2 separate regions of the Homo sapiens genome follow, and region 1 is linked to region 2. The links are chromatin loops, found by intact Hi-C in ENCODE. Cell type or tissue: HepG2. All regions are shown on one strand. Links, peaks and the distances in the headings refer to the core of each region. The heading gives the core; the rest is flanking DNA. Region 1 has its middle 15 kb from the start of CHST5. Region 2 has its middle 28 kb from the start of GABARAPL2.

Region 1 (2,915 bases), core at 220-2,719, 73 kb before region 2:
CTCCCGAGTAGCCAGGACTACAGGCACCTGCCACCACGCCCAGCTAATTTTTGTATTTTTAGTAGAGGGGGGTTTCACCATGTTGGCCAGGCCAGCTTTGAACTCCTGGCCTCAGGTGATCCACCCGCCTTGGGCTTCCGAAGTGCTGGGATTACAGGCATGAGCCAACATGCCCGGCCTATTAGTGTTCTCTCTTGAAGCCTCTGTTTAGGAAGCTTCCTTATGCAGGTTCCCTACCACTACAATTGACGTTTTGTATCAACCAAGAAACCTAAATAAAATAAAAATAGGAAGTATAAAAAAGGTCATGAAATACTGACCTTTAACCATGCTGTCTTTTTGGTACATTTCCTAGACTAGCAGAGTCTATTAGAAGTGGAAGAAACTGCTGGGCGTAGTGGCTCATGCCTGTAATCCCAGCACTTTGGGAGGCTGAGGCGGGTGGATCATTTGAGGTCAGGAGTTCGAGACCAGCCATGGCCAACATGGTGAAACCCTGTCTCTACTAAATATACAAAAAAATTAGCTGAGCCTGGTGGCATGCACCTGTAATCCCAGCTACTCGGGAGACTGAGGCAGGAGAATTACTTGAACCCGGGAGGTGGAGGTTGCAGTGACCTGAGATCGTGCCATTGCACTCCACTGCACTTCAGCCTGGGTGAAAAAGTGAGACACTGTCTCAAAAAAAAACAAAAAACAAAAAAAAGGCCAGGCATGGTGGCTCACTCCTGTAATCCCAGTACTTTGGGAGGCCAAGGCAGGTGGATCACTTGAGGTTAGGAGTTTGAGACCAGCCTGGTCTTGAAATACAAAAAAATTAGCCAGGTGGTGGCAGGCACCTGTAATCCCAGCCACTCAGGAGGCTGAGGCAGGAGAATCACTTGAGCCTGGGAGGCAGAGTTTGCAGTCAGCCGAAATCGCGCCACTGCACTCCAGTCTGGGCAATAGAGCCAGACTCAGTCTCAAAAAAAAAAAAAAAAAAAAAAAAAGCCAGGCACAATGGCTCACGCCTGTAATCCCAGAACTCTGGGAGGCTGAGGCAGGCGGATTGCCTGAAGTCAGGAGTTCGAGACCACCCTGGCCAACATGGTGAAACCCCATCTCTACTAAAAATATAAAAATTAGCCAGACATGGTGGCGAACGCCTGTATTTCCAGCTACTCAGCGGGGCTGAGGCAGGAGCATCCCTTGAACCCGGGAGGCAGACATCGCAGTGAGCCAAGATCGTGCCACTACACTCCAGCCTGGGTGACAGAGTGAAACTCTGTCTTAAAAAAAAAAATTAACAACTCACACCCCTAAACACACATACATTCCTAATCCCCTGATCCCTCTCCACTTTAATCTTTGGCACTTTCTAATATGCTAAATAATTTAGCCATTTATCAAACTTCTCATTCACTGGCTGTGTCCCACCATCAGAATGCAAGTTCCTACAGGGCAGGGGTTTTTGCTTTTTGTCTATCTTGGTCCTGCTCTATCTCCAGCTCCTCCAAAAGCCCGATGCCTGGTTGGTGCTCAACCCATAATGTGTGTTGAATGAATGAGTGGAGTTCATGAAGACTGGGATCAGAATAACACAAGACTTGCAGGACAGGCCAGGTTCTCTGGTCTTACCCCAAAGGGAGAAAATGTGATGCATGAGATCTTTCAGTAGAGGGCGTGGGGAGAACTGGCTACCTGAAAATACAAAGATAACCAGCCCTGGAGCTGGGCACAGTGGCTCACACCTGTAATCCCAGCACTTTGGGAGGCTGAGGCGGGCGGATCACCTGAGGTTGGGACTTCAAGACCAACCTAACCAACGTGGAGAAACCCCTTCTCTACTAAAAATACAAAATTAGCTGGGCATGGTGGCGAATGTCTGTAATCCCAGCTACTCAAGAGGCTGAGGCAGTAAAATCGCTTGAACCTGGGAGGCAGAGGTTGTATGAGCCAAGATCGTACCATTGCACTCCAGCCTAGGCAACAAGAGCGAAACTCTGTCTCAAAAAATAAAATTAAAAATAAATAAATAAAATAAAAACATAAAAATTACCTGGACATGGTGGTGGGTGCCTGTAATCCCAGCTGCTTGGGAGGCTGAGTCAGGAGAATCGTTTGAACCAGGGAGGTGGAGGTTGCAGTGAGCCGAAATTGTGCCGTTGCACTCCAGCCTGGGCAACAGAGCAAGACTGTCCAAAAAAAATTAAAAAGGCCGGGCGCAGTGCTTCATGCCTGTAATCCCAGCACTTTGGGAGGCCAAGGCGGGTGGATCACCTGAGGTTAGGAGTTTGAGACCAGCCTGACCAACGTGGTGAAACCCTGTCTCTACTAAAAATATAAAAATTAGCCAGGCGTGGTGGTGGGTGCTACCACCACCTATACATGGCTAAATCTATCATTTTCACTTTTGCATAGCTGATGGGTTAAAAATGTTACTTGATGTTGTTTTAACCTACGTTTCTTTAATTCCCTGGGCAGCTAAGCATCTTTTCATGCTTATTAATCAACAGCCTTCCTTTTTCTCCTTTTTATTATCATTATTATTATTATTATTTTTTGAGACGGAGTCTTGCTCTATCACCCAGGCTGGAGTGCAGTGGAGCAATATCGGCTCATTGCAACCTCTGCCTCCCGGGTTCAAGCAATTCTCCTGCCTCAGCTTCTGAAGTAGCTGGGGCTACAGGCGTGTGCCACTACACCCGGCTAATTTTTGTATTTTTAGTAGAGACGGGTTTTTGCCATGTTGGCCAGGCTGGTCTCAAACTCCTGACCTCAGGTGATCCACCCACCTCAGCCTCCCAAAGTGCTGGGATTACAGGCGTGAGCCACTGCGCCCGGCCTGGCCTTCTTTTTTCTTTGTTAAAGGGCTTTGCTCATTTTTCTGTTGACTTTCCGCTTCCTCTTGGTTTTGCTCTTATTTTTATGGCAAA
Region 2 (2,904 bases), core at 403-2,902:
TAGAAACAGAACTTAGAAGATATATTTAAATCAAGCAAAATTATATGTTTATTTAATCTTTGACCCAACAATCCCACTTCTAAGACTATCCAAAAGATACAGTGGCAAAAATACAAATTGTTGTATATATGATATGGATTTATGACTACTGCTAGAGTGAAGAAAAAACCAGGGAGGGGACAAGGATGAAAGACCTCTCTGAGTGTACCTTTCTTCAAAGAAAACTAGTTCTAGCCAGGTGTGGTAGCTCATGCCTGTAATCCTAGCACTCTGGGAGGCCAAGATGGGAGGATCGTTTGAGGCCAGGAATTAAAGACCAATCTGGCCATCATAGTGAGACCCCGTCTCTATTTTTTAAAAAACAAACAAGGGGGCCGGGCGCAGTGGCTCACGCCTGTAATCCCAGCACTTTGGGAGGCCGAGGCGGGCGGATCATGAGGTCAGGAGATCGAGACCATCCTGGCTAACACGGTGAAACACCGTCTCTACTAAAAATACAAAAAATTAGCTGGGCATGGTGGTGGGCGCCTGTAGTCCCAGCTACTCAGGAGGCTGAGGCAGGAGAATGGCGTGAACCCAGGAGACGGAGCTTGCAGTGAGTCGTGATCGCACCACTGCACTCTAGCCTGGGTGACAGAGCAAGACTCTGTCTCAAAAAATAAATAAATAAATAAAATAAAATAAAAAAATAAAAAACAAAACAAAACTAGTTTCAACTTTGGAATCATACAAACATTTTACATAATTTTTTAAAAGGTATCCCTAAAAACTGAAAGTAAAATTATGTACAGATTTGGAGCAATAACTAGAGAGGAACTATTTCAAGTGACTTAAAAGACAATTGTTAGAAGCAGGGTTTCTTAACCTCAGCATGACTGACATTTTGAGCCAGATAATTATTTGTGGGGAGTGGGGGTGGGGACAGGGCAGTTGTCCTGTGCATCATGCGACGTTAGCAGCATCCAAGGCTCAGCGAGCTTCTATAATTGGCAACAACTGGCACATACTGCCATACATCATTGCTGGGAGGATTAAGTGCTGTCTGTGCGACACCACTGGGGGAGTGTTTTAAAATATAGGTTTTAGGTGGCCCGACGTGGTGGCTCATGCCTGTAATCCCAGCACTATGGAAGGCCAAGGTGGGAAGATCATTTGAGCTCAAGCATTCGAGACTAGCCTGGGCAACACAGCAAGACACCCGTCTCCAAAAAAGTAAGATAAAAAAATATAAAATATAGGTTTTATTATTATTCAAGTATGGTGAGGGCAATAGATCAGGTGACTGCCATTGACAAGAAAGCTTGTTGTACTTACAGATTCCAAAAGGGGCATGGCACGCCACAGGGAGCCACACTGGAAGCCCAGGGTCAGTGAGGAGGTAGAGGGAACGATGGGATCAAGTGGAGTAAGAGCCTTGTGATCTCCATGGGAAGGAAGGGGCAAGGCCGAGTAAACAGACTGGCGAGTTCGAATAATTTCAGCAGGCTGTGGGGCCTAGGGGCTGTCCCTAGCTTTCTGGTACCTGGCCCTGCGGTGATTAGGGCAGGTGGATATCCCAGAGTATGGGATATTGGCTCAGAGTATGAGACGTCCTGTAAAGGAGAGATTGGGGTATGGGCTCCAGATTGGTTGGTTTACATATGAAAGGAGCAGTCATAGGTGAGTCATTTACTCTCTCCAGGAATTGGCTAGCCTTGGGAGGAACAATCTCTCCACCGAGTGAGCAAGGCCCCTCCCATGTCAAAGAATCAAACACGCACGGTTCATATTGAGGGTACAACTGGAAGCTTGTGCTTGTTTTCTGCTGGACTTCGCTCACGCACCTTCTCCGTTTGCTGATTTTAATCTGTATCCTTTCACTAAAATAAACAGGAATGATGTGTATAGCAGCTTTTCAGAGTTCTGTGAATCTATCTTGTGAATCATCAAGCATGAGGGTGGTCTCAGGGACCCCTGACACGGCTGCTAGAACCATCAGGTGGAAGGTTAGTGGGGTACTTTATAATGGAAAAGACCAGACTGACACCACAGACCCCATTGCTCAGTCACAGCGTGTGGAACCACCAGATGTCACGTTCCTCTCCATATGATGCAAAACAAAGATGCAGAGTCACTCAGGAAGTACTTATGTCAGATCAACCGCACCTGAATCTAATCAAGGCTCTTTGTGTAACTGCACATTTTTAGGAAATACTGGGGAGACAGGAACCTTTAAACAACACTGGGAGGAAATGAGCAGTGAAATACAAAATGTGGGAAATTCTACAGGACAAAAAACCCACCTTTCAACACAGAAAAAAGGGTAACTGTTACAGATTTAAAGAGACAAAAGACCCCATCAATCAAATGCACAGTGTGGCTCTTATTTAGATCTTAATTTGAACAAATAAACAGTCAAAATACATTTTTGAGACAACATGGGAAAACTGAGCAGACTACATATTAGATATTAAGGATATTAATTCTGTTGGGTGAAATACGATGGTTAGGATTTGCTTTAAATGGTCAAAGAAAAAAATATTGGCGGGGACGAGGCAATAGATCAAACAAGAGCAGCAATAAAGCTGACGTTTGCTAAGTTTGAGTGGTGGTTCAGGGAGTCCACTGTGCTAGTCTATATTTGTGACTAAAAATTTCCATAACAAGTTCAAAAAAGAAAATGTATTTAAAAATTAGAAGCAGTTATCAGCCAAATATAGGTTAAGAAACATTAGTAAAATAAAAATCCTTTCACTTGCCGTTAAAAATAAAAAACAGTAAAAACACATTTTATAAATATATGAAATCTGAGAGCCTGCCAAGATTGCAGAGATGTGATTGTAAGGCACAGATGAGATTTTAAACCTGGGTTTTTAGAGATTAAAATAAAATGTAGGATGGTTTAAGCACCTACTTTTAGCTCTT

What was found. Hi-C counts contacts between places; a loop is a spot of excess contacts. Peaks named below come from ENCODE experiments on the same cell type or tissue, not always from the same donor. Only the 100,000 strongest peaks of a DNase experiment are listed, where the experiment ranks them.
Region 1: it touches region 2 in a loop (7-fold over the local background); 5 of 110 quality-filtered maps call a loop at or near these places.

The regions. Positions count from the first base shown.
Region 1 is chr16:75,519,913-75,522,827 of GRCh38, forward strand. No RefSeq gene overlaps it. Among named protein-coding and RNA genes, the nearest start is that of CHST5, 15 kb to the right of the region's middle. RefSeq lists a silencer at 1,697-1,746. In HepG2, for the core only: a CTCF peak has its summit at 1,654; a DNase peak (open chromatin) is centred at 1,639.
Region 2 is chr16:75,592,569-75,595,472 of GRCh38, forward strand. No RefSeq gene overlaps it. Among named protein-coding and RNA genes, the nearest start is that of GABARAPL2, 28 kb to the left of the region's middle. RefSeq lists enhancers at 525-1,522, 1,523-2,519. In HepG2, for the core only: no CTCF peak of the experiment used is centred there; DNase peaks (open chromatin) are centred at 1,743 and 2,103; H3K4me3 peaks cover 348 bases.